Regions from separate parts of the Homo sapiens genome. Here region 1 is linked to region 2. The links are chromatin loops, found by intact Hi-C in ENCODE. Cell type or tissue: adrenal gland. All regions are shown on one strand. Links, peaks and the distances in the headings refer to the core of each region. The heading gives the core; the rest is flanking DNA. Region 1 overlaps ZNF362 (zinc finger protein 362). Region 2 has its middle 45 kb from the start of TRIM62.

Region 1 (15,652 bases), core at 4,550-12,549, 140 kb before region 2:
TGTGAGAAAACGGTGCTGCTTCCCCTCTGAACAGAGGGACTGCAATCTTGGTAATCTTTGGCTTGTTTTTAAAAATACCAATGGTATTTTTATTTGGTGAGCCAGTCTTTCTGATGTCTATACCCTCCTGCACAAACTTTTTTTTTTTTTTTTCTCTTGAGACAGAGTTTCACTCTTGTCATCCAGGCTGGAGTGCAATGGCGCAATCTCGGCTCACTGCAGCCTCCATCTCCTGGGTTCAAGCGAGTCTCCTGCCTAAGCCTCCCAAGTAGCTGGGATTACAGACGCCCACCACCACACCCAGCTAATTTTTGTATTTTTAGTAGAGATGGGGTTTCGCCACGTTGGCCAGGCTGGTCATGAACTCCTGACCTCAGGTGATCCACCCGCCTCAGCCTCCTAAAGTGCTGGGATTACAGGTGTGAGCCACCGCACCCAGCCACAAATTTTTCTTAAAGCATTTATAGCTTTGAGTCTCCCTTTCACACACTCAACTAGACTGTATGCCCCACGAAGGCAGAGATTTTCGTCTGTTTTCTTCCTTGCTGTATCCTCAACATCTAGAATAGTGTCTGGCATAGAGTAAAAGTTTCTATAAGTATTTGTTAAATGGATGAATCATATGCTCTGTAAAAACCAGTTATATTTATTCCAAAATATTTAATAATTGCTTATTTTGTGCCACAAACTGGGGATATGGAAATGGAGGAGACTGAGCTCTTGCCTTCAAGAACTCCCAGTAGATTGAGTGAGGTGGGCAGATAAAGAGACACGGGCGTGACAGCCTACCACTGCTATGATGGACATGCACAGAGCCCTGTGGGGACACAGAGGTCGGGTCCCTCACCCAGCTAGAGCAATCAGGGAGGGCTTCCTGGAGGAAGCTAGACTGAGAGAGGACAAGGGGATGGCCAGAGAAACAGGGAAAAGCGGGAGAGGGGTGTCTCTCTGGTAAAGGACACAGCATGTGCAAAGACCTAGAGATGAGAAACAGTGGGGACGGGGTGCAGTAACAACAGCTGAGGCCAGTGAGGTCCACAAGGGCCGTGACCCCGAGGGCAATGGGCACCTGGAGAAGGTCCTTGCCCCTCCTTGCACTGGCTCCATGTGCCAGGCCACGGGTGCTGAGCTGAGTCGGGCTGCAGCAGGGCAGCAGGCAGGCCACTCACCTGGTGTGCTGCTGGAGGTGGGAGAGCTGCCGGAAGGACTTATCACAGTAGGAGCAGTGGTAGGGCTTGACGCCCAGGTGGATGCGCAGGTGCTGGGCCAGGTAGGAGGCGTTGGCAAAGGACTTGGAGCAGTGCGGGCACTTGTGGGGCTTGGCCTCTGTGTGCGACTTGGAGTGGATCTGCATCTCTGACTTGGTGAAAAAGGTCAGTGGGCATACCTTACACCTGCGGAGCAAGAGACAGGTTCACGTGGGAAGATCCCCCAGACTGTCCATCTCAGGGGAGGCCTTCTACATCAGAGAGACCTTGCACCTGGGACAGGTCTTTCCTGTGATGAGCCCAAGAAGCACAGGACCACCTGGGAAAGACAGGGGACAGTCTCCCAGCCTGGGCACCCTTAAATCTGGAGGAGGAAGCTCTTGCCTGGGGGAACATTACAGAGCCTGGAGCATAGGTTACACCTCATAGGGAAGACAGGCCTGATCCTGGTGAGGGTTTGCCCAGGGCTATATCCCACGGTTCTGGGCAGGAGGCGCTACCACGTGAAGTAGTTCTCAACCAGGCTGCTCATTAGAATCATCTGGGGAGCGTCTAAGAAATACCAACGCCTGCCCCACCCTCCATACTTTCCATCCTCAGAAAATTAACTCAGAATTCCTGGAGATGCAGCCCTGGCATCCGCATTTTCTGAAAGCTCTTCAGGTGATTCTTTAAAATTGTTGTTGTTGTTGTTGTTGTTGTTTGAGACAGAGTCTCACCCTGTCACCCAGGTTGGAGTGCAGTGGCCCGACCTCGGCTCACTGCAGCCTCTGCCTCCCAAGTTCGAGTTATTCTCTTGCCTCAGCCTCCTGAGTAGCTAGGATTACAGGGGCGCACCACCATGCCCGGCTAACTTTTGTATTTTTTGTAGAGACGAGGTTTCACCATGCTGGCCAGGCTGGTCTCAAACTCCTGACCGCAGGTGATCCACCCGCCTTGGCCTCCCAAAGCGCTGGGATTACAGGGATGAGCCATTGTGCACGGCCTCTTCAGGTGATTCTAAGGTGGCCAGGGTTGAGAACACTGCTTAAAGGGAGGAGGAAACCGACTCTCACAACCCCAGGCTGTGGGGGTGGCTGCCAGCCACAGACCACACCTAAGGGTCCAAGCCTCTATTCCCCTCCCCAGCAGCCCTCCCCGAACTGGGACTTGGGATGTGGGTGGGGCTCTCCAGAAGGCCCCGCCCCTCTGGACCCTAGCCCTGCCCCTCAGCCCTAAGGGTCCTGTTTCAGCCCCGCTGCTGGGCTCCTGGAGCAGCCCTGGCTCAAGCCCCAGCCCCAAGCCCACTCGGACCCCATCCCGCCAAGACCCCCACCTGTACGTCTTGCCCTCCTTGGCAGTCTCGCCCGAGGCCAGGATGGGATAGGGGACTACAAGGACAGGCGGACCCCCCGGGTTCTCCGCCTTGATCTTTTTGCGGCCGCGTTCGGACTTGGGGGGGCCAAGCAGGCCGTGGCCCTGGATTGTCTTGATGGAGTCCAGGAGAGGGGGGCTGGTGATCCCTGAGATGAGGGTGGGGGACGAGGCGATGAGGCGGCTCTGGCTGGTGGTGGTGGGTGTGGACGGGGTGCTGGTACCCGTGCCCGTGCCCGCGCCCGCGCTTGACTCAGAAGTGCTCACAGACGGGGTCCGGGTGGACAGCCCCAGACCTGCGAAGACAGGTGGGTGGGGGCAGGGGTGAGCGGAGCTGCAGAGGCCAGCTCAGCTGCCCACCCAGCTATGTGATTTTGGCAGGCGAGCATCCCCTTAACGTTCATAAGTTATTACCCAGGGGTAACTAAATGAGACCTTGTGCATGTGTAAGATGCCTTAGACACCTTAAGATTAAATTGAGTTAGATAACAGGGGCACTTTGGAAAAATTCAAACTATAGAAAAATACTGAGGCACAAAGAAGTTCACTGCCGTCTTATTTATAACAGCAAAATTTTAGAGGCAACTGAAATATGCAACATTAGGGAAGGATTCGGTAAACAGCAATTAATTGCCTCTACTGAACTGCCCATTGAAAAGGAGGTTATGTTTGTTTAAGCAAACTACGTATGTATGCACACAAAAAAATAAGTAGGAAAGAACGTGCCAAAATGTGATATGGATAGTAGATCAGGAGTAATAAAAAAAAAAAAAGAGGCTTAACTGTGCTTGATTCTTTGACAATGAGCGTTTTAAAAACTTCTGTAATAAAAGTTATTCTTTTAAAAATGATAGGACTAGAAACATAATATCAACTGAAGCAAACAAAATCATGAAAATGGTACCTATTGTGTGGTTCTATGTTTTTTTAAAAAAAAAAAAACTAAAAATTTGTGCATTGAAAAAGATAATGTCAAGTTGGCAGGAGAATGTTTTATATCATACACTGGTGGTGGGAGTGTACATTTGCAAAGCCTTAATGAAGCCTTAATGTTAATGAAGGGTAGTCTGGCAACAGCCATTAAAATTTAAACATGGCCAAGCACGGCGGCTCACGCTTGTAATCCCAGCACTTTAGGAAGCTGAGGTAGGAGTATCACTTGAGCCCAGAAGCTGAAGACCAGCCTGGGCAACGTGGCAAAACCCTGTCTCTACAAAAATTACAAAAATTAGCTGGGTGTGGTGGCGTGTGCCTGTAGTCCCAGCTACTAGGGAGGCTGGGGTGGGAGGATCACTTGAGCCCCAGAGGTCGAGGCTTCAGTGAGCCATGATCACACCACTGCACTCCAGCCTGGGTAACAGAACAAGACCCTACTCTTAAAAAAAATAATTAATTTAAATAAATTTTAATGTATACAACTTTTGGCCAAGCAATTCTACTTCTAGAAATTTACAATAAAGAAATATTCCCACATGAGCACAAAGATGTGTGTACATATCCATACAAAATTGTGATCAGACAAAATTGGACACAACCTGTTTGTCCTCAGCATGAGCTTTGTAAAGAGCTGTGGTCCACTCTCATTAGGGAGAACTGCACAGCCACTAAAACAAGATCGATGTGATACAGTGACACAGAGAGAAGGTCGAAATGAGCTGTCAGGTGAAAAAAGCAAATCACAGACATACGAGGCCATCTATTTTAAAGAACACACACTCAAACTACATACGTAGTTTGGACAAGATATATGTGCATGTAAACGCACAGGAATAGATCTGAGAGGAGACACATCAAACTGCTAATTGTGGTTCTCTCTAGGGAAAGAGAATAATTTTTTGGTAAAAGGAGATTTTCATACTTTGTCTATCTGATTCTGTATTATTTGAATCTTTTACCTGGTGAATTTATCCATTTTTAACATCTGTGATTAAAGGACAAAATAAAATAAATTATAAACATATGAAAATTCTTAACAATAGTAGGATTAAGGCTATTTTTTCTCCTTTCAGCTTATCGGCAATTTCCAAATTTTCTATAATGACTATGTATTACCTTTATAATAAAAAGTGGAACATATATGTTTATGACAGAATGGTGAGTAGGAAAAGCAAGTTAAAATCATGGGTACAGCCCTACCACAAGCTCAGCAAAACACACATGAACATTGAAAAGCCAAAAATATGGCAAAGGAAGGAAATGGACCAACAGCCTCTCTGAGCTGCTCAGTTGGGAGCTGGGGATTATGAATGATTTTTTTGTTGCTAGTTTCTCTTTTTTCCAAATTTCCCTTAATATGCTTATATTACTTTTTAATATTACTTTTATAATGGAAAAAATAAATTTAATAAAATCATAATAACAGGGGACATACAGAGTGCGGCTGGGGCCTGGAGAGGTTTACCAGGCCCTGTAATTCTTGGGTCACTCTGGGAAAATGCAGGAGAGAAGGAGAGAGGCAGAAGCACCTGCCTAGCAGCAGGGGCGACAGGGGAGGAACAAAGGCCCAACCACTGAGGTCTCCCAAGAAAGCCTATCCACCAAGCTCCGAGGAGGCCTCCGGTGGCTCCAGCCCCTTGACATTATCCCAGGATGTCCGCCTGGCACCCCAGCCTCAACCTATCCAAGACTGAGCTCACATCTTTCCCCAACCCTGTTCTTTCTCCGGGGATTCCATCACAAGGGCGGTGCCCTGGGAGTCTCCCTCACCTCCTCCCTCCCCTCATGCTCCTACATCCTGTCCTCTCTTCTCCCACAATGTATCTCATATCTGTCCACTTCTCTCCATTCCCACTACCACGGCATTGCCCAGGCCACCACACTCCTGAAGGTCTCCCTGCTTCCATGCTTACCCCCTGACAACCGGGTCTCCACCTAGCAGCCAGACTCGGTTTTCTCAACCCGTATCTGAGTGTTTCCTCCCCTACTTAAAAACCTTCAGTGGTTCCCCACTGCCCAAGGGTCAAGTCCAAACCACTGTGTGGCCTACAGGGCCCTTTTTAATCTGGTCCCTGCTTCCTCGAAGCCTCAGCAGAACTCAGCATCAAAACAGAGTGAAGATACAGGCTCTGGAGCCACACTGCCGGCCTCTGCCTCTTACTAGCTGTAAACCGTGGTTGCACGTGGCTTTACCTTTCTCTGCCTCAGTTTCCTCATCTGTTGAATAGAGACATTAAGGTGAACTGCATGAAACTGCTGTTTTTCTAAGTCAAAACGGTCCAGTGTTCCACCTAATACCAACAGCACACACCTCACAGGCTGCTGGGAGTACAATGAACACTGGTGAACAGACACAGGCGCTCGACTGGAGCTAGCTGTCATCACCACCATCTTCCGGGCCTCCCCACCCCAGACGGTCTGTCCTACTCTTGCTTCCTACACACATACTCCCTCCGCCTGTGCGGTTCCCTCTTCCTGTCCCATTTCCCTGGTTTGCTGCCAACCTTTCCTCGCCTTTTGGCTCCTCCAAGGAAGTCTTCTCTTACCCCCTAAATCTGGTCAGGGTCGTTCTCTGGATTCCCAAAGAATCTCGTGATTTCCAAAGTTCTCTATGTGAACCTAACTTTCCTGGTGAGCCCCATGGGGCAGTGACCGGCTCCTGTCGTGTCCACTGGGGGGAGAAGGGTCCTTCCAGTACTGGGTCGTTGGAAGTCCGGTGCTGTGGCTCGTCGTGGCCAACCCCGCCACTCCAAGCTTTATGCCCTACCCCTAGGCCCTGCCCGCCCTGCTCTTACCTAGCCGGGTCCCATCCTCACCAAGTCCCCCGCTACGCCCGCCCCCTCCTGCCCAGTCCTCACCGGCCCCGCCGGCCCCGCCCGCTCGGCCTACCTGTGACGGTGCTGGTGGCCGGCCGTGCGTGCAGCGCCACGTCGGGCTGCGGCACCGCCTGTGGATGCAGCCCCGGCACCTGCTGCAGCTTGGGCAGCGACATGACGGCCTGGCTGCTCTCGGCGGGTGCCGGCGGCACTAGCAACGGCTGCTGCGACGAGGCCGACGTGGGCGGCAGGTGAGGCGGCCTGATCTTCTCGGCCATCAGCTGCTCCTTGATCTTGTTAATCAGAACCAGGTTGTCCAGCTGCGGGAAGAAGAGGACGGGCTGAGGAGGTCTGGACCACCTCCCGCCCCTTGCCCAGGCCCGCTGGTCCACCCGCGAGCCCCTCGCTCCTCACCCCGCTCCCCGCAGGCCACAGCCAAAACCCAGGGGAAGCGAAGCAGCGCCAAGGAGGGTAGGGCAGCCGGAGGGGCGACGTCAGTCTTACCTGGCTGGGCATGGTGGGAGGAGGGGGCCAGAAGTAGGGGTTGTTAAATCGAGGCTCGGCCATCCTGCGGGAAGAGAGCGACTGTCACCGGGAAGAGAGCCCTCCCCAAGGCCTGGGGCGAGCACCCCTCAGCTGCGCCCACTCAAGTCAGGGCCAGTGTCTGGGATCCATGTCCCCGTGGGTCCCCCAGCCTCACAGCACAGCAGGCCTCCCACCAGGCCAGGAAGCCACATCTCCAGGCTGAAAAACCTGGAATTCAGTGACACCCCCACCACCCCCCCTTAGTGGGCCCCATAGGGCAAAGGTCACATCCAGACCAGAGTACTCTCAACCAGCTCCCACCCCTATCACCCCAGTGCTGGCCAACCAATCTCCATCCCCCAGGAGGGCCCCAGGCTGCTGTGCCAACCCCGTAGGTTCCATACAGAAGGCCCCCCAAGTCCAGAGACAAACTGGGGAGGACTGCAGCAAATTTGTAAATGCCCATCCCTGATCCCTGCTCTTCTGCCCCCTGACCCCTTGAGTACGGACATCCTTCTCAAAATCAGGGGGCAACATGAGGTCACCAGATATAGCCTTTCTGAGGGGCAGTTTGGCAGGACAATTTACAGTGACCCAAATGATTATTGCCCTTTGACTCAAGAAATTGTACTTCTGGAAAGTTATCTTCAAGAAACAGGCCACGTGTGGTTGTTCAATGTCACGTGCAACATCTGACCTACAACGACGTGGATGAGAATGCTGTGGTTATGGAGGGGGCTGAAGAGGCTGAAGCTAGGGCAGTCTGCGGCTCTTTGGTAAAAGTGTGTGACAAACTGTCTGGTGGCCCTCACCTCTGGCAAGTTCCATGGCAGGCCTGTGCGGTTAGAAGGCCTTTTCAACCAGGGCAGTATGAAGGATGGGCCTTCAGGGCTATCTCAGTCTTCCAGAAGGTTTGTCTTCCTGCTACCCTAGAGTAAGTCAAGAAGTGACTTACAGGGACCATGCCTCACAGAGGGTTTCCATTAAGTCTTGCTCCCTGTCAAGTTTCTCGTATCTCTCTCTTACAGAAATCACTTGCCTAACTGGTATTATTGCTTAAATGAAATTGTTTATTTTGACAGGAAAGACCAAAATGAAGTGCTTTCAACCTCTTTTCCTGATTCTATGAGCTTGAGAAACCCCTATTGGAATGGTAGCTATAGGGCTTCGGGAGAAAACCCTCAATAAGGACACAATCTAATCTCAATATTTTAAGAAAGAAATTTTAGATGAATTATCTCTTGTGATCTTTACTTGAAAGTAGGCACAAGAGGTATTATTATACCATTTTATCAGTGAAGAAACTGAGGCTCAGAGAGAGGGGAAGGAGGAGACCTGTCCAAGGCCACAAAGCGAAGGTGCCACAGTCAAAACTAGAAATCAGATTTGCTCAAGCTGGTTCCTCTGGGGAATTTGCTTTGCAAACCCTAGTCTTTGGAAGAGCAAATGCCCATATGCAAATGGCTCAATATCTATATGCAAATGTCCTTACCCCTCACTCCCAGCCTGAGGGCCAGTTTGGGTCAGAGCACCCTCCTCAGGTGGCTGGGGCAGCTCCTGCCCTCTATCAGCCCCCCTGCTCCTCCATCCACAGGCACCAAGATGCTCTTCCCTCTGCCCACCAATCCCTTACAGCCCAACACAAGAAGTACTTCCTGCCTGGAGTTCTCCCTGAATGCTCCAGACCCCTGGGACATATCCTTTCCCAGAACAAACTCGAAACAATAATTATGGTGAGGAGGCTGCAAGTTACCAAGTGCCTCTCTTGTGCCAGGCACAATGACACTGAAAGGCAGGTAGGTACTCTTATCATTCCCATTTTATAGCTCAGGAAACTGAATTCAGAGAGGTGGAGTGACTTGTTCAAGGTCACACAGCAAGTAAGCAGAGAGCTGAGATTCCCACTCTAATCTGCCTGACTCTGAAGTCCAGCTCATCAGTCCCTTACGTATTCAGGGGAATGACGCATCCTGACCACAGGCTTGTGAATAAACCCTACCTTAGGATGACACGGCTGCGACCCCACAGGTGAGCACCCGCTCACACAGCAGTCTCAGGACCTGTCCCAACCCTGCTACTGTCCACAGGGGGAAATGTGGAGGGGACCGAGATGTAAAGCCAGGGTAAGGAGGCTCCACGGCTGGGGGCAGGGAGCTTGAGAATTGGATACACCTGTCCTGTTCATCTGGGTATCCCCAGCACCCAGGCCCAGAGGTTATCAATAATGTGAGTTGCATAATGGAATGAATAAATGAAGTAATAATAATCAGAATGACTTTAAAGACAATCCCATACAATTATCTAGCACTGCTCACAGTTTACAAAGCTCTTCTGTGCCCACTGGCATTCTCATCAGAACCTCAGGAGGATGGCAAGCAAGGAAGAATTTTCACCCTGATTTCACGGAGGAAGAAACAAGGGCACCAGGAGGGAGGCACCTTGCTCAGGCCACATGCATGAGAAACAGGAAGCAGCACTGTGATGTGATGCTGGGTGCTAGCTCTCTAAGCCTCAGGTTTCCTCCTCTGTAAAATGGGGTGAAACAGGCTACCCTGCCTCACTCCTGCCCTGGCCCAGGACTCTGCCCACTGCACCTCGCTGCTTCTCAGACAGTTCTGGGAGATCCGTCTTTTCCTCCTCTTCAGTTCAGTTCAATGCCAAGTTCAGAGCCACTACCCTGATCAGGAGGCTATGGGAAGAGGGGGTCTTGCCCAGGGTACCACAGCTGGGATAGAACATCCTGCCACTTATCAGACCCCTGGTCAGGCAGGGGCCACCCTTCACCCTAGATGGGCCCCAGATCACTTAATCTGATCCACACCACCTTTGCCTGATTTCTCTGCATCATTTTCTGGCTGGTTCTAAGTAATTTAATGATTCAGTCAGTGACCCTAGTCCTGGTATCTACCTACTGTGTGACAGGCACAGGGAAGGCAGGGCAGGGGCCAAACATTTCCTGAGCTCTTCCTGCGTGTCAGACACACTGCTAGGTGCTCATCAACAGCATCTCATGTGAGACTCCCAACATGCCTTTGAGGTGGGTATCCCCTGTGCAGCCCTGGGACCTGTACAAGAGGGTGGGCCCTGGTGAGAGGTGAAGGGGTAAGACAGCCAGGGCCAGGCCAAGCCACTCAGACCTTGTCTAAGGGAGGGGCTTGAAGCCAGAAAGAGACATGGCCAGAAGTGTGTTCAGGACAGAGGGACAAGGCAGAAGGACATTCCTGGAAGAGGTCACAGCTTCAGCAAAGGTGTGGAGATGTGAAAGCACAAGGCAGGCTTGGGACAGTGAACAGCACCCAAAGACACCAAAGAGAGCTGCAGACCAGGGAGGTGGGGAGACACAGGGCACTGAATGCCATGCTAAGATGTTGGGTTGGAATGCTGGTGGTGAGAAGGTGGCAGGAAGCATGCTGGGCCAGGGGAGCAGTGAAGCAGAGGGGACTATCTGAGGACCTGGTGAGGGCAGGGGGTGGAGACAGAACAGCCACCCGGGGGTTGAGTGTGCATACCAGAATGGGCAGAGGAAACACGCTGGTGGCCAGGCCTCAAGCACGACAAAAGCCAAGACTCTCTACTGTGAGCCCCAAGACACAGGGCTGATCCTTACAGGGGAGCAAATGTCATTTTGTTTCTCTTATTCTAAAAGGTGAAAAACAGTGGATGGGCGGATGAACGAAACGCCCCTTCCAGAAAACGGCCTGCTGATGGCAGCTGGCCCATCTATCAATCTGTCCATCCATTCATATTGGACAAATCCTCTGGGCCAAACTGGGACCAGCGCTGGGGAACCTGAGCCAACTGGAAAGAACTCTGCCCTCCCCGAGCCCCAAGCTAAGTGAAGGAAGCAGACAAGTGAGCCATAAGCTTCTGCAAAGAACTCTCACCTATAAGGCCAACCACACACCACCGTGGCCTCCCTGAGGTCAAAGCTTATGGCCCACCTTCCAGTCCTGTCCTCCATGGCCTCCCTGCCACCTGGCCCCTTGGAGAAGGCCTGTGTACCATGACACCTGGCTCCTCACTTTCTCAGCCTCCTTTACAGTCCCTAGCCTCTCTTCCCCACCAATTCAGCTCCTCAGGACAGAGCGGGAGCCCCCTCTCTCCCACCAGCCTCAGTTCCCTGGGTGGCCCAACCACTTTAGAATCTAAATACCAGCCAAGCCCGAAGTCCCCACCTCCAGCCAGGCCTCTCCCTGACAGTCCCTTTGGCCGACTCCTGGGCTGCTCAGACTCTGCAGGCCTGAGCTGGACTTAGTCTTCCCCTATGCCATGCACCTGGTCTGGTCACCCCCAGCTCACAGCGGGACATCCCCATCTGCCCAGATGCTCCTGCAGACACACAGTGATCTACCGCACATCTGCCCAGATGCTCCTGCAGACACACAGTGATCTACCACACATCTGCCCAGATGCTCCTGCAGACACAAAGTGATCTACCACACTCGCCCTCCCTCCCCACTCACCTCACACCCATCTCAGCCATGTCCTCAGGATTCCAGTTCCAAAATCTCTCTCAAGCCCACCCACTCTTCTCCAACAGTCCCAGCCACTGTCGCCTCACCAGGACTGTGGAACAGCCCGCTCTGTTTGCAGCCCAACATACCCGGGTTCCAATCTTTACTCCAACTCACCAGCTGTGTGATCTTGGGCAAGGCACTTGCTCCTGCCCCCCATGTAAGGGATTAGCAGCCCAGAGCCAGGGACCTGACCCAGCCTGGAGAGGATCAGGGAGGACTTCCCAGGGGAGGTGATGCCTGCCTTGGGTCTTAAAGGATGAGTGGGAGTTAGCCAGGCAGAGAAGAAGTGGGAGCATTCCCAGCAGAAGCAACAGCTTGAGCAAAGGCCCCCCAGGCGAGGAGCCCAACAGTGTGAGGGGAGCCACGAGCGTTCGGTGTTGCCTGGCAGATGGGAGATGAGGCTGGAGCCAGCAGCTGGGGCCAGACCTTAAAGGCTGCTCCCTGACTCCTAGGCCTGAAGGCTAGACTTGAAGCAGTGGGTGATGGGACAGAATCTGTGGTTGAGAAAGGCCCCTCTGAGTGCCCAATGTAGAGGGGACTAGAAAGGACAGGAGAAGAGGCAGTGGGAGGCCCCTGGGGAGCAGAGCAGAGAGGCAGGGGCTGCGCCTGGGCCAGGGAGGAGAGCGGCCAAAGAGGCCTGAAGCTGGAGGCCAAGGAAGCATGCAAGGTGACCCCCACAGTGGAGCCCAGGAGGCCCACTGCATACCAATGCTGACAAACACAGCCACAGGAACATGCGGACAGACAGCACCAAACCCAGACACAAATGACAGATACAGACCTGTGGCCCCAAATGTGGACTGATGGGGACCCAGCAGCTGCCGTGAGGAGGAACCCACAGCCACCACGACACAGGAGGCCGCTACAGGAGGGTAAGCACACACCTCCCCCAGGGCAGACCCAGAGGGTAGCAGCGGGGGCACTCAGGGAAGGTGGGACGAACACAATGCTTTAATCCCCCAAAGAACAAACCCTCATTGACAGAGTGCAACCTGGAATCACAGGCTCCTTACCTAGAGTGTCCTTTCCCACTTGGTGAACTTCTACTCATCCTTCAAGACCCAGCTCAAGTGTTCCCTCTTCTACGGAGCTTTCCCTGAACCCCCAGCCAGTCACTTCCTCTGTGTTCCCAACAGCACCTTGTATATGGGAATAACAATAACAATAATAACAATAATAATAATAGTAAAGTGCCAGCTACCATTGATTTCAACATCTATGTGTTGAATATGTCATGATTCATGTCACTGAATCTTCCCAATGACTCTGAGATGCACGTGCAGCACAGAGAGATTGACCAACTTGCCCCAAATCACACAGCTAGTAAGTGATGGAGTTAGGATGCCCAGCACTGGCCCAGCACTACAGGGCCAACTGCACTCCAGTGCAGTTATATTTTCCCGGGTGTCCTCCCCACCAGACTTCAAACTCTTCACAAGTAGGGTTGGTGCTCATTCATTTCTGCCAGCCTCTAGCCCAAGGTGGCCACTTCCAATGGACTGGGAACTGTGTCAAGATATTTACAGCCATTATTTTACTCTCACAATAAACCTGTTGTACAGATGAGGAAACTGAGGTCCAGAGAGGTTAAGCAAGTTGCCTTAGGTCACAGAGCTGAGTCTGAACTTGAAACCGGGTCTGTTTATCACTCCGTCCCAGAAGGGTGTCTCTGAGGCCAGCCCAGCAAGCTCCAGAGAGGGGAACTGAGGGAGGGGGTACTGAGGAAGGTGTACATCAGGTGCCAGGCCCTGCCACCTGGAGACTTTCAGACCTAGACAAATGGACAGAAAGAGGACAGGCAGCCCAGGGAGGAATGTCACAAGACTTACCCACTGCAAGGCAGAAGGGTTCAGTAAAGCAACTTACGGCCATCCCCCAACCCCCGCCCCAGCCCAACCCACAGACATTAAAAAGTGAGATTTGACTGGGCTGGGCATGGTTCATGCCTGTAATCTCAGCACTTTGAGAGGCTGAGGCAGGAGAATCGCTTGAGCCCAGGAGTTTGAGGCTGCAGTGAGCCATGATCACACCACTACACTCCAGCCTGGGTGACAGAGTGAGAACCTGTCTTTAAAAAGAAGACAGTTGCCCAGACCCCATGGTCACATGGGAACTAGCTCTTCACAAAGCAAATGCGAGAGAGCAGGACCCAAAACTATCCGGACACTATGATTACAAAGGAGGCAAAAATAAAAACCTGCGTCAGAAAAAGAAAGCTTCAGGGAGCCACACCCAGAGGGAGGCTGGGAGCAAGGCAGGAGGCAGCTGGGGCCAATCTTGGTCTTTGTCTTTGTTTCTCTGATTTCCAAATTCTCTGTAATGCTGTTCAGCTGCTTAATGAAAACAATAAATTTATTCTTAAAAAATGAAAGAAAGTAGTTGGTAGCCCAGTGCGGGGAACAGATGGAGGGTCCAGAGGCATGGGGCAGGGGGAGGTCAGGGTCAGCTGCTGGTGGGCAGGCAGTTGACTGTTGCATGCCAGGCCCTGCACAGCCTCAGCCTCAAAGCACAACTTGGAGGGTGGGTGTCAGGAAGGGCTATCCGGAAGAGGTGGCATTCAATCTGTACCATGAAGCTGATTAGGATCCTACAGGGTGGGGAGAGAAGAGGGTCTGCACCACCTCCCCTGCCCTGATCCAGGCCCCCTTCAGCTCTGGCCTCAGCTGTTGTAAGAGCCTGCTCACAGGTTCCCCCACTCCACCCTCATCCTCCACTCCATTACTGCAGTCACTGTGATTTTAATAAAATAAAAGATCATAACCCTGCCCTTCCTAGGACCCTCCATAGCTCCCTACTTCCCTCCAGACAATTTCTGGATTGCTTAAGCCTTACATGTGCGGCCCCTGCCAATCTCTCTGGCTGTTCTACTTTGCACTGCCCAGCCAGACTGAACATCTCACAGTTCCCCCAGGGTTCTGCTTCCCTTCTCACCTTCCACAGGCTGCATCCTCTCCCTGGTGCTCTCTGCCCTCCCCATTTCACTAGTGAATTCCAATGCATCCCTCAGGCCCCAGCTTACAGGCCACCTCTTCCTGGAAGCAATCGGGGACTGCTCTGCCTCCATGCCTGAGCTACACTGTGTGCTCTCCTCTCTGCTCCCTTTGTACCCTGCCTTTCCATCATCAGAACCCCTCTCACCCCATGTTCTGTCTGTTTGCTCATCCATCTCTGCTGCCAGACAAGCACTCTGATGGGGAGGGATCATGGCTGAATCATTTATCTTTTAAGCCCTGCACAGTACCTGATAAAAGTTTGGATTAATTACTTACTTAATAATCAGGTGGGGGGAACTGAAAGGGCTGTGGCCTGGATGGAAGGAAGCCCCCTCCCCCTCCTCCAAGTCCCCTCCACCCACTCTGGCACTGTGCTGTCCTCTGTGTTAACACTGTTTACTATTTCCTGTGTCTAAGTCCTGTCTTCCTAATTGACCCAAGTCCTGTCTTCCTAATTGACCCAAGAAGGGGCTATGTGTGTTCTCTAAAGACGAGCCAACCCAAAAAGGATGTTAACAGCTAATAAACACAGAAAATGGTTCTGCTTCCATAGCAGTGAAAATTCAATGAGTTTAACCTGTCAAAATAGGAAAAAGAAATAAGAAAATGCTAACACCCAATACTGGTGAGGGTATGGTGAAATTGGCACGCTCATGTATTATTGGTGGGAGTGTAAACTGTAACAATCATTTCTGAAATAAATCTGGCATGAATTTGTCAAGAGCTCTAAAAATGTCCAAACTTCCTGGCCTAGTGATCCCATTCTTGGTCATCCATCCCTAGAAAAATATAGAAAAAGTTATATGTACAAAGCTGTTTGCGTCAGTGGTTTTTTACAGCAGCAAAAACCTGGAACAGCCGAAATTTTAAACAGGTTCTGTTTAAGTCATGTTACCTGGTGTCATAGTCTATGGTCGTTAATAACAGCTAATGTTACTGGCCTTGTAATGACTCATTTAACACTCACATTGGCCTGTCAGGAACTGAAGGCACAAAGAGATCAGGAAATTTGCCTAAAGTCAAGCAGTTAAGTGTAGGATTTGAATCCAGACAATCAGGCCCTAAAGCCCATACTCTCCACCCTGACACTGGATCCATTAAAAGGAAGGATTGAAACCACTCTGCAGTCATTTAAAAAAATACTTGTGATACAACAATAGTCAGGGGGGAAATGGGAAGATTTTTAAAAACTGCATGTATAGATGGAGCAAGGACATCTATATAAAAACTGGGTGCTGAGAGAAAAGAGGGGAAGAAAACACCAAAATGCTAACAGTGGTGATGCTTCCGGCTTGGAGCAGGGG
Region 2 (15,652 bases), core at 3,016-11,015:
GGTAAATGGTATTATGCTCATTTTACAGAGGAGGAAAATTGAGGTTCAGAGAGAAGCCAAGACTTACCTGGGGTCCCATATCCCATGCTGGCAAGTGCCACACCACAAACCTGTCCAAAAACTTACCAGCCAGGGAAGGCTGTCAGTCTTTACCTGGAGGAGAGGTGGTGGTAGTCTTGGGAGCAGGCAGCAGGCAGCTCATGGGGCAGTGGCAAGAGCCTGGTCTCGGGAACCACACAGACCTCAGCTCAAATCCAGGCTCCATCACTGTGTGACTTTAGAAAAATGACCACCCTCTCTGGGACTCAGTTTTCCCACATGGAAGATGAGGATACCAATTTCACATAATTTATTGGTAAGCTGTAAAGTGCAGTGCACTTAAGGAGGCCCTACCCTATCCCCCCAGCTGCCTCCCAGAGTCAGTGCCTGGAGCTGTATGGGTTTCCTGAACCTCTGGGCTGGCTCTGACCCAAGAAGTCTGTCTTTCTCCTTATGGGCTGTGACGGGTATGGAACCACCTAGACCAGGACCATCCTGAGGTCCATCCCACCTCTGACTGATGAGGAAGCATCCTGGCTGGGAGTTAGGACAGGCTCTGCATGTGGACACACAGGCTGTGCACACTTAAGTGGAAAAGACTGTCGACTAAAGAAGAAATATCAAGCTTTTAAAGAATTAAAGTTCACTTTACTTAGAAGTCTTACTGAGTACTATAGACAGGCCTAGAGCCCAGCAGCGGCCCTTTAGAGAGGTTCTATCAGTCGGGCCCAGGACAGTATTTTAGCCCACTGCTTATATACAGGTGGTGGAGGTTTAGTACACGCAAAATCACATCACACTTGCTCAGAAGTAACATTAAAGCCACCGGGCGCAGTGGCTCATGCCTGTAATCCCAACACTTTGGGAGGCCAAGGCAGGCGGATCACCTGAGGTTGGGAGTTCAAAACCGCCCTGACCAACGTGGAGAAACCCCGTCTCTACTAAAAAATACAAAATTAGCCGGGTGTGGTGGCACATGCCTGTAATCCCAGCTGCTCGGGAGGCTGAGGCAGGAGAATCTCTTGAACCCGGGAGGCGGAGGTTGCGGTGAGCTGGAGATCGCGCCATTGCACTCCAGCCTGGGCAAAGAGCGAAACTCCGTCTCAAAAAAAAAAAAAAAAAAAAGAAGTAACATTAAAGCGGAATCATATATCAACGTTTGCATGTAAGAGTGTGTCTGGGCTATAGATTACAGAGGCATAATCATGAATGCCATCAGACACTATCTTCTGTACAGGAAAAGGCAAGGACTAGGTTTATTTATCTTTTAAGGAACGTAGTGACTCAGGCAAGAGACATGGGGGCCATGCCCACTATTCTGTCTTGTCTCCAAAGTATCCCTCCACAGAGCCGCACATGGTCACAGAGTCAGAGGCTTGTGAAATTATGCTGGCAAACAGAAATGAGGGAAGTAGCTTCTTCCATTTGCTACTGTGTCTCCCAGGCCACTGGGTGCTCTCTGCAGTGTGCAAGGGAGTACAGCACCCCTGGGAGCCCAGGACTGGTGTTGGCTTTCTGTTAAGTCATTTTCACCCTAAGCCATTCTTGGCCTCCTCACCCACAGAATGAGGGAGGTTAGGCTGCAGGCCACAGGTGGATCTTCATCTACAGCCTGGAGCTGGGGAGAGGGAACCACCCCAGTCATTGACTCGCCTGGGTTTCTAGGAAGAGGAATGAGAACGAGGATGGGAGAGGGGCTGTTGGCAGGGGTGGGTGGAGAGGTCTCTGATTGTCTGATGGAGAGCAGCCCAGTTCACAGGGAAGTGACTGGGGTGATTCTGAGACTAGAGTATCCCAAGCCCTCCCCCATCCTCTCAGATCCCTGTGACTGCTCTAAAACCACGCCCTCTCATTTTGGCTCAGTGGATCTGTCTTTGCTCAGCCTTCTCCCTCTGGGGTCGGAGCACCCCCTCCATGGCGCATTCCACCTTCTCCCCACTCAGCCTCAGCAGCAGCTCCAAGAAATGCTGGCCACTTCCCAGGCTTTACTCACAGTTTCCACGTGTGTGGAAGTAACTATAGAGGCCAAATTTGCATTATCAACTGGGGACTCCTGGAAATGGGGGTGTCTCCAAGAGATATATTTGATACACGTCCAGAGAATTCCTGAAGGAAAGAATCTGGGGTTGTCAGGCTGATATCATGAACCCCACATTTAACACATTAAGTGAAGAGAGGGGACAAAGGCCAGGCTTGGGAAGGAAGGAGGGATCAACAAAGCCCTTACCCAGGACAGATAAAAATGATAGAATGGCAGTAACCCCATTTGGAGCCCCCATTTGTAGTCAGCAAGCAAAGTACTGGTCCTTTTTACACCTTATCTAACCATCGAGACACGCCCCTGTGGTTGGTATCATTATCTCAGTGTTTGAGCAGGGAAACGTCACTTCCCAGAGGACCCACAGCCAGTACTCGGCAGAGCTGGAAATCAAACCCGGTCCATCCAAAGCTAAAGCCAGATGTCTCTTTACTGGACCTCTCTGGAAATGCTTCTCAACTTTGATGATGGCTCCAGTGACAGGCAGCAGCCACCAGGACTGTGATCTCCCTGGGATTTAAAGTGGGAGGTTAAACCAGGCTCCACGCCACTGCGGAATTGTGCAATTGTAAGTCAAGTCTCAATTGTGAGCCAAGCTTCTCCCAGGGTCAGAGGTGGAGTTAGAAAGGCCCCATGTGACCCTGAGCAAGTCTCTCTCCTTCCCTGGTCCTCAGTTTCCCCATCTCTATTGGGGAAGGGTTAGGTATCTATTCTAGTTGATTAATTGCCAGGGCCTGAGCTCTGATGGTCCAGGATTCTGTAAGTCTAACGTTAGGTCCCACGGCTTGCCCTGCTCAGCACCTAATAAGGCCATTAGCTCTGGCTCCTTCTCTCTGGGGTGGCAGCAGGGACAGAAAACAACAGAGATACATTCTCTTGGCAGCACAGAACTCAGCTCAAGGGTTCTGGGGATGGGGCCTTCCCTCCTGCCAGGGAGGCCATCTCGAGAGGCTGACTGCTCACACCTGGGCAGCACTCTGTCTCCTCCCCTCCTGCCTGGGTCCCAGCTCTGTTCACCACCCCAAAGCACATCACCACAAGGTCAGTTGCAAAGGCCCGGTATCACAGGCTTAAATACAGAGGGCTAGGAGGGAGGTGGGAGGTGGGAGAGGAAGGTGGAGTACTAACAAAGGTGTTGAATTATCACTGCCCATCAGGACACGGTTATTTCCCCTTACTCTGGGACACCAAAGATTCTACACAATCTTCCTATAATCCTGAACCACAAAAGGGAGGCACAGCCTCCAAAAAAAAGTAGGAGAGGGGAGGGGGGAAGTACTTTTATTTTGAAATGTGTTCATTTTTCTTTGTTTTATTTTCTATCTTGATGAAAAGAATATATTTTTAAACCTAAATACAAAATAGTACAGTTTTCTATTTTTTTTTAAGTTCCAGGATACATGTGCAGGACGTGCAGGTTTGTTACATAGGTAAATGTGTGCTATGGTGGTTTGCTGCACCTATCAACCTATCAGAACAGTTTTCTATCTGCTTTAAAAATTTCAACAGTTCTATCATATTTCTATTACAAAATGCTCCCCCCTCCCTTGAAATTAGATGAAGAGGGGGAAGGGTTGACACTGTGGACCAGAGACCCAGGGACTTCCTACCCTGATGTCATGATAAGGGCTGGGGAAGGGCTTTCAGGAAGCTGGCATCAGAGGCACAAAGCTTCAGGTCCTGGTGAGCTTCCCAAAACTGTGAGACTAGATGTGATCGAATCTGAATGCTGGAAGGGTCTGAGTGATCCTCCAGTCTAACCTGAAGCCCAGAGAGGGTTAGTTTCTAGCTCCACATCACACAGCATATGGTGGAGCTGAGATGAGTACTCAAGTGTCCTGGTTCCCAGTCAGCACATAGGGGAGGGAGATTGACTAACTGAGAGGGCCCCAGCCCAGGCAAAGAAAAGGAACACAGGCCAGGCTGGAAGGGACAGGGCCAGAGCTTAGGAGGGAGGTGCTCAGAGGAGAAGGGTCCCACATCTAAGAAGGTCTGCGGGGGTACAAGAGGGCCTATCAGAGTTGGGGGCTGCAGCTCCTCCGAGAGGAGAAGGAGGGGGCAAAAGGGTGATCAAATCAGGAAGTCCTCCCTGGGGTGTGCATGCCAGTCAGCATCACGGGCCCCAACATGGCTGATGAGAGACCCCTGATCTCAGCCCTGCCATTTACATAGAAGAAAACTGAGACACAGATGCAAAGACAGCAGCCTGCAGGGCACAGTCAGGGCCAGATCCAAGTCTCCTGACTCCCAGCCATCGGCTCTTTTCATGCAAACTTCAGTCTCCCTCTTGTGGATTCTGGTGTCTCCTCCTACCCCCTGGGAACCTGGAGCCTGAGCAGAAGGAGAAGGGGAGAGAGGAGGGTTCCAACAACCCCAGGCACCAGGAGCTGGGTGCCTTCCTCTGTTGTCCTCTCCAAGGAGAAGAGAGAGCTGGCCTGGACCTCCAGGGCAGAGCCACTTCATACCTGCCCACACCTGGTCCTCCTTTGCTGGCAACAGAGTTCAGAGCTAGCACCAGCCACAGCAAGGACAAAGCCCAGCCCAGGCAGCTGCTGGAGCTGCAGGGAGTCCCAGGTAAGTGAAAGCATTGGGACTGATGGCCCAAGGGGGTTCCCTGATTTCATGGCACTAGAGAAAGCCCTGGGATATCAGGTGGTTTGAATGTTTTGAAGTCTTTTTCCCCAGAAAAGAGGCTCTTGCCCCCTCACTCCCTGCAGGCTGAGCCCCTGTGCCTGCTTCCTCTGCTTACCACATACCGCAGGTCAAAGGCCCTCCCTGACCAAGCTGCCAGATCTGCCAATCAGAAGCGAGGTCCTGGGGCCCAGCAGCACTGTTCTTGCCACTGGGAGAAGGGAGAAGCAGATATGGGACCTGAAAGGTCACCAAAAAAAGCAGACAGGCTGGAGGTTTGTGCCTCTCACCAGGGTGGGGCTGTGAGTCGAGACCTGGGTAAACCCCAGCTCCGTCTCTGACTCACCAATGACCCTGGACAGCTCCTTCATCGCCACCGTAAGCATCCCTGTTCCTCATCGGCTGAACAAGAGGGACAGGCAAAGGTTCTAGCCTGAGGCAGCTTCCTGGAGTTTGTCCATTGGTACCCCTCTCTCCCCTCTTTCCTCTTAGGGACCCCCCTCTGCCACACTCCTGGAAAGTCCTTCCCCACTTCTTTCATTCCTCCATCAAAATTTACCCTCCGGTGTTCCTCAGGTTAACTGGCTTACTGTTTAAGATGTCTCCCTGTCTACAACCTATGCACATTTATAATAGGAACCACTCCCGGAAGAGTAGCTGATGGTGGGATCTTAGAAACCCTGACAAGCAGCAGAGGAAAGATTATGGGGAGGATAGAAAGAGATAGGGGACTTCTCATGACACCATATGGCAGCTCTACAGCAGCTGCTGGTGGCTCCTGTCTTTCCAGCTGATCTGTCCCACTCTTGCCCCCATCCTCAGCACTCAGCCCTCCCCACCAGCAGCCCAATACAGGCTAATGGCCACGCACCACAGCCTTTCTGTTTGCAGGGGCTTCCTCTGCAGGAGGAAAACAACCTATGCATATAATGTTAGAATCAGACATGTGGACCTTTATGATCCCACGTGGAGAATGATAAGCATATTTTTGGCCTTAATGAATCTGCTTTTGGAGTACTCTTCCCCCTACCTAATGCCCTCCTTTTCCTTACTGTTGAAATCTTACTCATCCTTCATGTCCCACTCAAGGCAGGCTGTGTCAGTCATCCAGGTCCAGGAGATTCACTGACCCTGGGCTTTCCAAGAAGGACTCTGGGTCTCCCACTGCCACTAGGCATGAGCATCTCAAGATGGGGATCCTGTCCTATGGTTTTGCATGCTGGGTGCAGAGAGAATGTCAGAAAATGTTTTCTGGCTGAAAAGTAGCTAATGTCAAGCTGTAATTTTGAAACTACCCCATCTCCAAGATGGGAGGGAACTTACAGACCAGAGATAACCCCTCCCTGATGATGCTGAGCCCCCAGAGCGACCCTCACTGATCATTCCCCCGACACCTAGATTTTGTGCAGGGAGAGCCAGGGAAAAGAGGCAGAGACTAGGAAAGTTATTTGTTTGCTTTTTTAACAAATTATAACATAACTTGTGCTCATTTTAAAAAATGAAAATAAACACAGTAGAAATTCTCATTCTCCTTCTTCCCCAGTCCCAGAAGTCAGCAGCTATTAACAGTCAGTGCGAGTCTTGCAGGCATTTTTGCTTACACATAAACAAATGTCATTTTCTTTTACACAAATATGATCATCTTTCACATACTGTCCATCTTTCTATGTGTTCTGTGGTGTAAGTAGAAGCCCAACCCTTTCCCCTGCCACCTCCCTGGACCTCGGGCTCCTCAGGCTCCTACAAATGAAATTATTGGTCAAAAGATTTTCTCATTTAAAATGTGTTGCTTTCCTGGGTCGTTTTATTTTCTTGTAACATGCTCATTATGGAAAATTTGGAAAATACACAAGACACAAAGGAAAAAAATCATCCATCAGCCACTGTCCAGAGATAACTGCTGCTAGCATTTTGAGGATAAGGTTTACAGTCTTTCTTTCCTTTTCTTTTTTTTTTTTTTTTTTTGTTGTTGTTGTTGTTGAGACAGGATCTCGCTCTGTCACCCAGACTGGAATGCAGTGGCACGATCACAGTGCCTCAGCCTCCCAACTAGCTAGGACTATTATTGGGCGTGCTAATTTAAAAAGAAATTTTGCAGAGACAGGGTCTCGCTATGTTGCCTAGGCTCATCTTGAACTCCTGGTCTCAAGCAACCTCTCCACTCAGCTTCTTAAAGTGTTGGGATTACAGGCATGAACCACTGCACCTAGACCAGCCTTTTTTCTACGTGAGTCTATTCTACGTAAATCAAACCACTTTGCCTATTGTTCCATAACCTGTTTTTTTCCACTTAATAAAAGATTGTTATTCCATGTTAGTCTACAGCATCAGTTTAGTATGCTGTGTGACCTCAGGGCCACCTTAGAAGCCTACTTTTCCTAACCCCCATTCTGAGTAGGGAACCTGCCGCAGCAGATGCCCAGAACGCTCTTGCTCCAGGGTGTAACCTCTGCCTACTGGCTCCCTTTCAGGAATAAAATGCCCTGAGAAGTCCCTGAGCACTTGCCTCCTCCACCTCCCCTGAGCTGAAATCCCAGCACCCCACTGATGGTTATGCAGTCCCCCTGCAACTTCTCCGGCGCCACCTACCGGTGCAGTAAGTAGAAGCCCACCCCTTTCCCCTGCCACCTCCCTGGACCCTCAGCTCCTCGGCTCTGCTGCCAACCCAAGACCCAAGGTGGGGAGGATGGAGGTGGGGGCCTGGGTGGTCCTGACTGTGAGGCAAGGGAAGCCCTCTGGACTCAAGTTGGGCAAGCGACAGTGCCTCTTGCCCTTGTACCGTGGCCAGCTTTCCCTCAGAATGATGAGACTGAGGAAGGGACAGGGGCAGGTAGGTATCAGAGGTGGGCCAAGGAGGGTGCTGAGCCACTTGAAAGTTTTCTGGTTCCCAAAGCAAATACCCAGCTTCCCAGCCCAAGCCCATACTCTGCCCAAGGAATTTACTAGCCAAATAGTGTGGTTAAGTGTGATGTTGGGCAAGATCCCCCCTCTGGGGATCTCAGTCTTCTTACCAATTATACAAGGGGAAATATAGCCAGGTGGTTTCTAAGCCACCTTCCCAGCTCTGAAACTCTAAAACCCAACTGGAATCCATGTTTTCAAATGCTCTGTTTTCTCTCAAAGTCCCTGTACGCCTCATGATTAGTTGAATCCAATTATAGACCAGGTCTGGTTTGAAATATCATTAACATAATAATTATTATGGGCTGTCCTCTCATTTAATCCTCACAACAAGCATAAGAGGAGATACCATTTTTATCCTCTTTTTACTGATAAGAACACAAGGTCCAGAGAGTTAAGATGACTTTCTGCTTACGTGGCAGAGCTCACATTTGAACCCAGGGCTGTGTGACTCCCAAACCTGTGCTCCTTATTAGCCTCCAGTCCCCATACTACCCTGTGATGGGTGTAGGGATCATTCTTCCCTTGCTACAGTTAAGGAAACTGAGGCCAAACAGAAGAGATGTTTTCCTCAGGGTCACATAGCAAGTTCATGGCACAGCTGGGTGAACCCAGGCTCTGTGTCTCCTGGCCAACCGTCACTCCCCCACTCCCAACAAGCACTGGCTGATTTTCTTTTCTTTTTTTTTTTTTGGAGACTGAGTCTTGCTCTGTCGCCCAGGCTGGAGTGCAGTGATGTGATCTCAGCTCACTGCAACCTCTGCCTCCTGGGTTCAAGCAATTATCCTGTCTCAGCCTCCCAAGCAGCTGGGACTACAAGCACGCACCACCACGCCCAGCTAATTTTTGTATTTTTAGTAGAGACAGGGTTTCACCATATTGGCCAGGCTGGTCTCGGACTCCTGACCTCTGATCCACCTGCCTCGGCCTCCCAAAGTGCTGGGATTACGGGCGTGAGCCACCGTGCCCGGCCTGGCTGATTTTCATAGACAGTTGTTGGGGAACCGGAAACAGCCCCTGGGGCCAGGCGCAGTGGCTCAGGCCTGTAATCCCAGCACTTTGGGAGGCTGAAGCAGGAGGATCACTTGAGGCCAGGAGTTCAAGACCAGCCTGCCCAACATGGCGAAACCCTGTCTCTACTAAAAATACAAAAAATTAGCTAGGTGTGGTGGCATGCACCTGTAGTCCCAGCTACTCGGTAGGCTGAGGCATGAGAATTGCTTGAGCCTGGGAGGCAGAGATTGCAGTGAGCCAAGATTGTGCCACTGCACTCCAGCCTGGGTGATGGCGAGGCACTATCAAGAAAGAAAGGAAGAAAGAAAGAAAGACAGAGAGAGAGAGAAAGAAGGAAGGAAGGAAGGAAAGAAAGAAAAAGAAAGAAAGAAAGAAAAAGAAAGAAAGGAAAGGAAGAGAGAAAGAAAGAGAGAAAGAAAAAGAAAGAGAGAAAGGAAAAGAAAGAGAAAGAAAGGAGGGAAGGAAGGGAGAAAGGGAGAATGGAGGGAGGGAGAGAGGGAGGGAAGGAAGGAAGGAAGGAAGGAAGGAAGGAAGGAAGGAAGGAAGGAAGGAAGGAAGGAAGGGCTGGCCCCTGGGCTGGAGTCAAATGCCCAGAACTGAACAGGGATGGGGGCAGTCAAGAAGAGAAGGCCATGTTTGCTCAGACAAGCTTGGGTCCACCTTCCCCAGCTCAGTCCAGACAAGTATTGGCTTTGGGCAAGTCCCAAAGAAAGAAATACATTACCGGCAGGGTGGGGAGGGAGGGCTGGGCCTGGGGACCCCTCACTGTGCTCTTCACTCCCTCACTCCCTCATTCAATCGCTTACCCAACAATTCCTACAGCTTGCTAGGCACTGAGATAGGCAACAACAGCCGCATCCCAGGTCTATATCAAAGAGCTGATGGTGACCAGGCAAAGATAGCACATAGGTTGAGGACTCAGGAGAACAAGAGAGGCTCTCAGGAACTCAAGAGAAGAGGTTCCTCCTGGAGGAGGTTCTGCTGAAGCTGAGACCTGCATGCTGAGTAAGTGCTGGGCAAAGTTGTCCAGGAAGGAGGAACAGCATGTTTGAGGGACAGGAGGCTGGCAATGAGGCTGTGTGGCTGAGGATCCAATGTGAGACCAAGGGCAAAGCAATGGGCTGTGGGCCATCCTGAGGGCAACAGAGAAGCCTTGCTGGGTTGCTGTGAGAATGAAATGAGTCGAAATAATAGTAATGCCTAACGACAGCTAGAATTTATTGAGGGACTGCCACGTGCCAGGTGGTCTCTTACTGGGGTGGGCCACATGTCTGGCTCATGGTAAGTGTTCAGAGCTTGCTTGTGGGGAAGCACATGAATAGCGTGAAGGCCTGGCAGCATGCGGACCTGGGTTGTTTTTGTTTGGTTTGTTTGTTTGTTTGTTTGTTTTTGAGAGAGTCTTGCTCTGTCACCCAGGCAGGAGTGCAGTGGCGCCATCTCAGCTCACTGCAACCTCGCTTCAAGGTTCAAGTGATTCTCCTGTCTCAGCCTCCCAAATAGCTGGGATTACAGGCACGTGCCACCATGCCCGGCTAAATTTTTTTTGTATTTTTAGTAGAGACGGGGTTTCACCATGTTGGCCAGGCTGGTCTTAAAACTCCTGACTCAGGTGATCCACCCACATCGGCTCCCAAAGTGCTGGGATTATAGGCATGAGCCACGGCGCCCAGATCCATGAATGGTTTTAATCAGGGAAGGAGGGTGGTCATATTTATGTGGAGTGAAACACAGCTGGAGGCAGGGAGGGAACCCAGCGGGAAAGCAGCAAGGCTGGTGAGGCTGAGGCCAGGGGTGGGATGGAAGAGGAAGTAGAAGACGGAAGAAATGAGGAGCCAGGGATTTCTCCTGGGAGCACAGGACTGTTTCAGAGCTGACAACTCATCCTCGCTCCCCTATTTCTCAGAGTCCCAGAGAGGGCAGGCGCAGCAAGCTGGCAGCTGCTGTGGGCCAAGAACCCAGAGACCCGCATGTACTCCTAGCACCAAGAGAAAATTCCTGCAGTCTCCCATGCCACAGCTTCCCTGCGTAAACATGTCTGGTGCCAGGGAGCTCACTATCTGTGCAGCAGCCCATCCTACTACCGGATTAGGAGGTCTTTCTTTCCATGGGTCCCCTTGTGTCTCTGGTGGTCCTAGCTCTGTCTTCTGACCCCCTCCTTTCCATAGGATAGTCCTTTAAAGGCCCTCCATTTACTCCTTTTCCAATGACTCCTTCCCATTCTTCAACTAAATAAACAGAGGCAGTATTATTGGATTCCTCTGCTACCTAAGCGCCTTAGCTAACATGGGAAAAGAGTCCACCTGCACTTAATTCTTGGCCCTGCCACTTAACCAGCTGTGGACCTTAGGCCAGACACTTCACCACGATAGCCTCAGATTTCCCATCTGGAAAATAGGAACAAAAATACCTACCCTTGCTGGGTTGCTGTGAGGATCAAATGAGTCGAAATAACAGTAATGCCTAATGACAGCTAAAATTTATTGAGGGACTGCCACGTGCCAGGTGGTGTCTTACGGGGCTGGGCCACATGCCTGGCCCACGGTAAGTGTTCAGAGCATGCTTGTGGGGAAGCACATGGATAGCATGAAGGCCTGGCAACATGCGGATCTGGGTTCAAATCCTGCCTCTGCCCCTTATAAACGTTTTAGCCTCAGAGAAGCCAGCCTTGGCATCACAGCTTCACCAGCTGGTAAGTGGTAACAGCAGAGGCAGCTCGCCAGGTTGAGTAAGATAAGGCATGTAAAGCATCTGGTGGTATTAGGATCACATCTCTCCCTTTGGGTCCACAAGCAAGTACCCAGCACCTTCTAAGTGCCAAACACTAGGGGAAGAACAATTGGCCACTTGCCCAAGGTCACTCAATCTTTGCCTCTCAGCCTGCTTTTTCTCTGCACCATGCCTCCTCCGTGTCGTGGGAGCCCAGTGTTGTGTGGGCCAAGGCTGCTGAGGGCCAGAAGCACAGCCTGCCCTGGGGGAGCAGTCCACTGCCCTTGCCCTAACACCCCATCTCTTTGGCCAGACGTGGGTGGCTTACAAGCTGCAGTGCCCTGATGCCCCATCCCTTTGGCCAGGCATGGGTGGCTTGCAAGCTGCAGTGATCACCATCCCGGCCCTGCTCTCCTCATCCACTCTGCTGGTCATCAGCTGTATAAATGGAAAACGTGCCGCCGGTGGTCCCAGGTCACCTGCCCCAGCCCACCATCCCCATGAGGGGCCCAGGTAAGCCATTCAAGGTCCACGATGACAGGGAAGATCCACTGCTCTTTTACTCTTGGTCTTATTGTGCAAAACACCCAGGAAAGGCCCTATCAGATCTGTATTGCCCAAAGGTGTGACATTTAAGAGTGACATTAAAAAGAGAAACTCTCCTTCCTCTCTTGAGGCGACAGGGACAATGTGCTTAGCTGGATAAAGCCTCGCAGAGGCCATGAGCACTGTCTTTGGCCTCACAGCCTCCGTTGCCCTTGTCCAGGATCTGTTGAATGTTACTCACCAAGCCCTTGGGTCAAGGAAGGTCCATTCTGCTGCCCTGTAACTGTAACTGTAAGTGACTATGGGCCAAGGCTGCCCTCGACCCCACAGTGTCTCTCTCCTGACCCACTGGGCCTGATGGGGCCTCCGCAGGGAACCTTACCAAGGAGCACAAAGCCTCCTCCAAGGAGTGCACTCCTGGTTTCACCCCAGCTGAGGTGTGGCTTATCACATTATCCAGGGCTTGCAGCCCTTAGAATTTTCCACTTCTCCCATCTTAAAACATTCCCCCATGCTTTTCTGAAGTATTGGAGTTACAGGAGGTGCCTCTCATGCCGCTAATTTTAAAAGCCCAGAATTCTCATCACTACCCAAGATCTCAGGACATCTAGTCTGACTATGTGTCAACCACAAGGTTCATGGTTTCTTCCACTCATCCAATGACACTCAAGTGCGTGCCATGTGCCAGGAGTGCCAGGTGGTGAGTTTATAACAAATGAGACCCAGAATTAGTAAGCCAGTGGTTAGAAAAGAACAATGACAACAGAGTATGAGAAGTGCATGTATGGGATACAGGGGTCTGTGGGAGCATAGAGAAGGAGCAACTAACCAGTCAGGAGAGGAAGGTTAGGGGGAGCCTCCAAGAAGTGGCATCTGAACTGAGACCAGAAGGATGACTAGGCACTTGCTGGAAGGAAGGAGTGAAAGGATAGTCCAGGCAGAGGGAACAGAAAGTACAGTTTAGGGGTTGACAAACTATGGCCCACCTCTTGGTTTTGGAAATGAAGTTTCACTGAAACACAGCCATGTCCAATCACTTATGTATTGTCTCTGGCAGCTTTTGCTCTGCAGGGCAGAATGAAGTAGTTGCAAAAGAAACACTAAGAATTACAAAGCAAAAGAAGTATTGACTATCTGGCCCTTGACAGAAAAGGTTTGCTGACCCCTAGAGACTGGAGAGCTCACGCTGCCTTTTAGGGAACATAGTGGCTGGAGGGTAAGGGTGGGAAAAAAGCAGTAGGCAGCTCACAGTGCGTTCTTCCCATAGCCGTAGCAGCTGGATCCAGAGTAGATACACCCTGATTTAAACTGAGCTGATCAGAGTCTGTCTTCTCAGAAATTGGAATGTGGGATGTCAAATTCAAAAATGGAGCCCGGTCACATTAATGCCTGTGAAGCTCTGCTGCGAAGGCCCCTCGAGCCTGCTCCTTGCCCAGACTGCTCAATCAACCATGCCTTGATTCAGAAGGCCCTTGCAATCAATTCCCCTAACATTTAATTTTCATTTCCCCTCAAGGTTTCTGTTACTTTCAATGAAAAAAAAACAAACCTTTCATTAACTAAAATTAAAGTCACTGAGAGAGATAAAGTTGGTAGGGAATACAGATTTAGTCAGTGAGGTCCAACATAAATATAATGTGAGGTATATTTAATAGATAATTTTAAATTTCCTAATAGCCATATTTTGGCTGTTAAATTTTCTAATAGCCAAAATAAGTAAAATCTATTATTTAAATTAATTTCACTAATTTAAAAAGAAATGTGTGAAATTAATTTAATATATTTTAATTATTTATTTTATTTCTTTTAAACATACAAAATGTTATCCAATGATAATACTAAAATCAATATTCAATATTTAAAAATTATTGAAATCGTTTACAATCTTTTCTTTTGAACTACATCTTTGAAATCTAGGGTGTATTTTACACTTATAACACATTCAATTTGGACTGGCCACATTTCAAGTGTCTCATAGCCACAGGAAGCCGGTGGCTAACATAACAGACAGCACAGATTTAGACCCTCAGAGCCCTGCAGGAGTGGCTAAAAAGTCCTAGCCTCAATCTTACTGTTTCTCTGCAACCAAGTTATGAACAGTATGAAGGCAGGGACTTGTGTGTTTACTTGTTTGTCCCCAGTGCCTAGCACAGAGAAAGCACTTAGTAAACATTTGTGGAGAGAATGGCTAGATGAAGAGGAGAATGGTATACCATACACTTTGACAAGTAAATCAAACTCAGGAAAGAGAATTCCCTCCAGCTCTTCCTTGATTCTATTTTTCTGCATTATTTCTTCCCCAGCTCACAGTGGCTGTTTTCTTTGACCAACCTTGAGTCTGCTTTGTTGATCTATCTTGTTGTTGCCAGAAATCTCAAGGAGCCACTTTTAAAACTCATCCCCAGTGACCTGCATGCTGGCAGCTCTAGCAAATACCATCCCTCACATTACCAAACACTGGCATTGCTCTCTCCTCTGCCTTATCCCTCCTTCCCACATCCAACTCCATTGCCAAATGTCTTCTGTTCTTTTTCCAGACATATCTCAAATTCATCTTCTGCTCTTCACCTGCACAGCCACTGCACAATTCAGGTTCTCATTATTAGAGAGATGGCCTACAACCACCACCCTCTCCTAATTTCTCTACTTCTGTCTTTGCTTCTAATCCCTCTGTATTAGTTATCTATTGCTGCCTAACAAATTACCTTAAAATTAGGTAAAACTTAAAACCACGAATATTACTTATCTCCCTTTCTGAGGGTCAAGAACCTGGGTATGGCTTAACTGGGTCCTCTGGCTTAGGGCCTCTCACATGGCTGCAATCAGGTGTTGGCTGGGGCTGCAGTCATTCTAAGGCTTGCCTGGGGGAGGATCTACTTTCAAGCTCACTCACAGCTGTTAGAAGTCCTCAAGTCCTTGCTAGCCGTTGATTAGTCATCTGTTCTTTGACACATAGACCTACCCACAGGGCAGTTCACAAGATGGCTGCTGTGTTCCCTAAGAGCAAGTGAGCAAGAGAGCAAGAGAAGGTGCCCAAAACAGAAGCCACAGGGAGTTTTTGTAATCGAATCTCAGAAATGACAACCCGTCACTTCTAACATATTCTATTCATTAGAATGGAATCAATAAATTCCATCCATACTCAACGGGAGGAAATCACACCAGGGTGTGAATACTGGGATGTGAAATCATTAAGGACAACTCAGAGACTGCCTACCGCATCCTCTTCCTTGCCTCCTAGTGCACCATCTAAAGTGCAAAGCTACGGCCAGGTGCAGTGGTTCATACCTGTAATCCCAGCACTTTGGGAGGCCAAGGCAGGTGGATCACGTGAGGTCAGGAGTTTGAGACTAGCCTGACCAACATGGTGAAACCCCATCTCTACTAAAAATACAAAATTAGCCAGGCATGGTGGCTCATGCCTGTAATCCCAACTACTCGGGAGGCTGAGGCAGGAGAATCGCTTGAACCCGGGAGGCAGAGGCTGCAGTGAGCCAAGATGACCCCACTGCACTCCAGCCTGACCAACAAAAGCAAAACTCCGTCTCAAAATAAATAAATAAATAATGTGCAAAGCTGACCTCCTCTCTCCCCCGCTCAGAAATTCTGATGACTTGCTGATACTTCGGAACATCACCCTTTATTGTCCAAAAGATCACCAGAATGGGTAAATAGTAGAAAAGGAGAGCTTTATCGGTGATATTAGTTTGCAAACCAGGAAGAGAATCTCCAGTGTGGACCAAATGTGTTTTCTCTTCGAGAAGGGAAGGAGCAGGT

What was found. Hi-C counts contacts between places; a loop is a spot of excess contacts. Peaks named below come from ENCODE experiments on the same cell type or tissue, not always from the same donor. Only the 100,000 strongest peaks of a DNase experiment are listed, where the experiment ranks them.
Region 1: it touches region 2 in a loop (2.1-fold over the local background); 2 of 110 quality-filtered maps call a loop at or near these places.

The regions. Positions count from the first base shown.
Region 1 is chr1:33,267,329-33,282,980 of GRCh38, reverse strand. ZNF362 (zinc finger protein 362) reads right to left here. Exons shown (of 9, transcript NM_152493.3): 2 at 12,369-12,494; 3 at 6,818-6,881; 4 at 6,387-6,633; 5 at 2,524-2,857; 6 at 1,170-1,394. The coding sequence starts at 12,406. Among named protein-coding and RNA genes, the nearest start is that of ZNF362, 19 kb to the right of the region's middle. RefSeq lists an enhancer at 13,846-14,347. In adrenal gland, for the core only: no CTCF peak of the experiment used is centred there; no DNase peak of the experiment used is centred there; H3K27ac peaks cover 1,646 bases.
Region 2 is chr1:33,129,648-33,145,299 of GRCh38, reverse strand. It overlaps a transcript of AZIN2 not described here and a transcript of ZNF362 not described here. Among named protein-coding and RNA genes, the nearest start is that of TRIM62, 45 kb to the left of the region's middle. RefSeq lists enhancers at 3,575-4,174, 4,775-5,374 and a silencer at 14,690-14,769. In adrenal gland, for the core only: a CTCF peak has its summit at 7,301 (motif pointing left); a DNase peak (open chromatin) is centred at 7,355.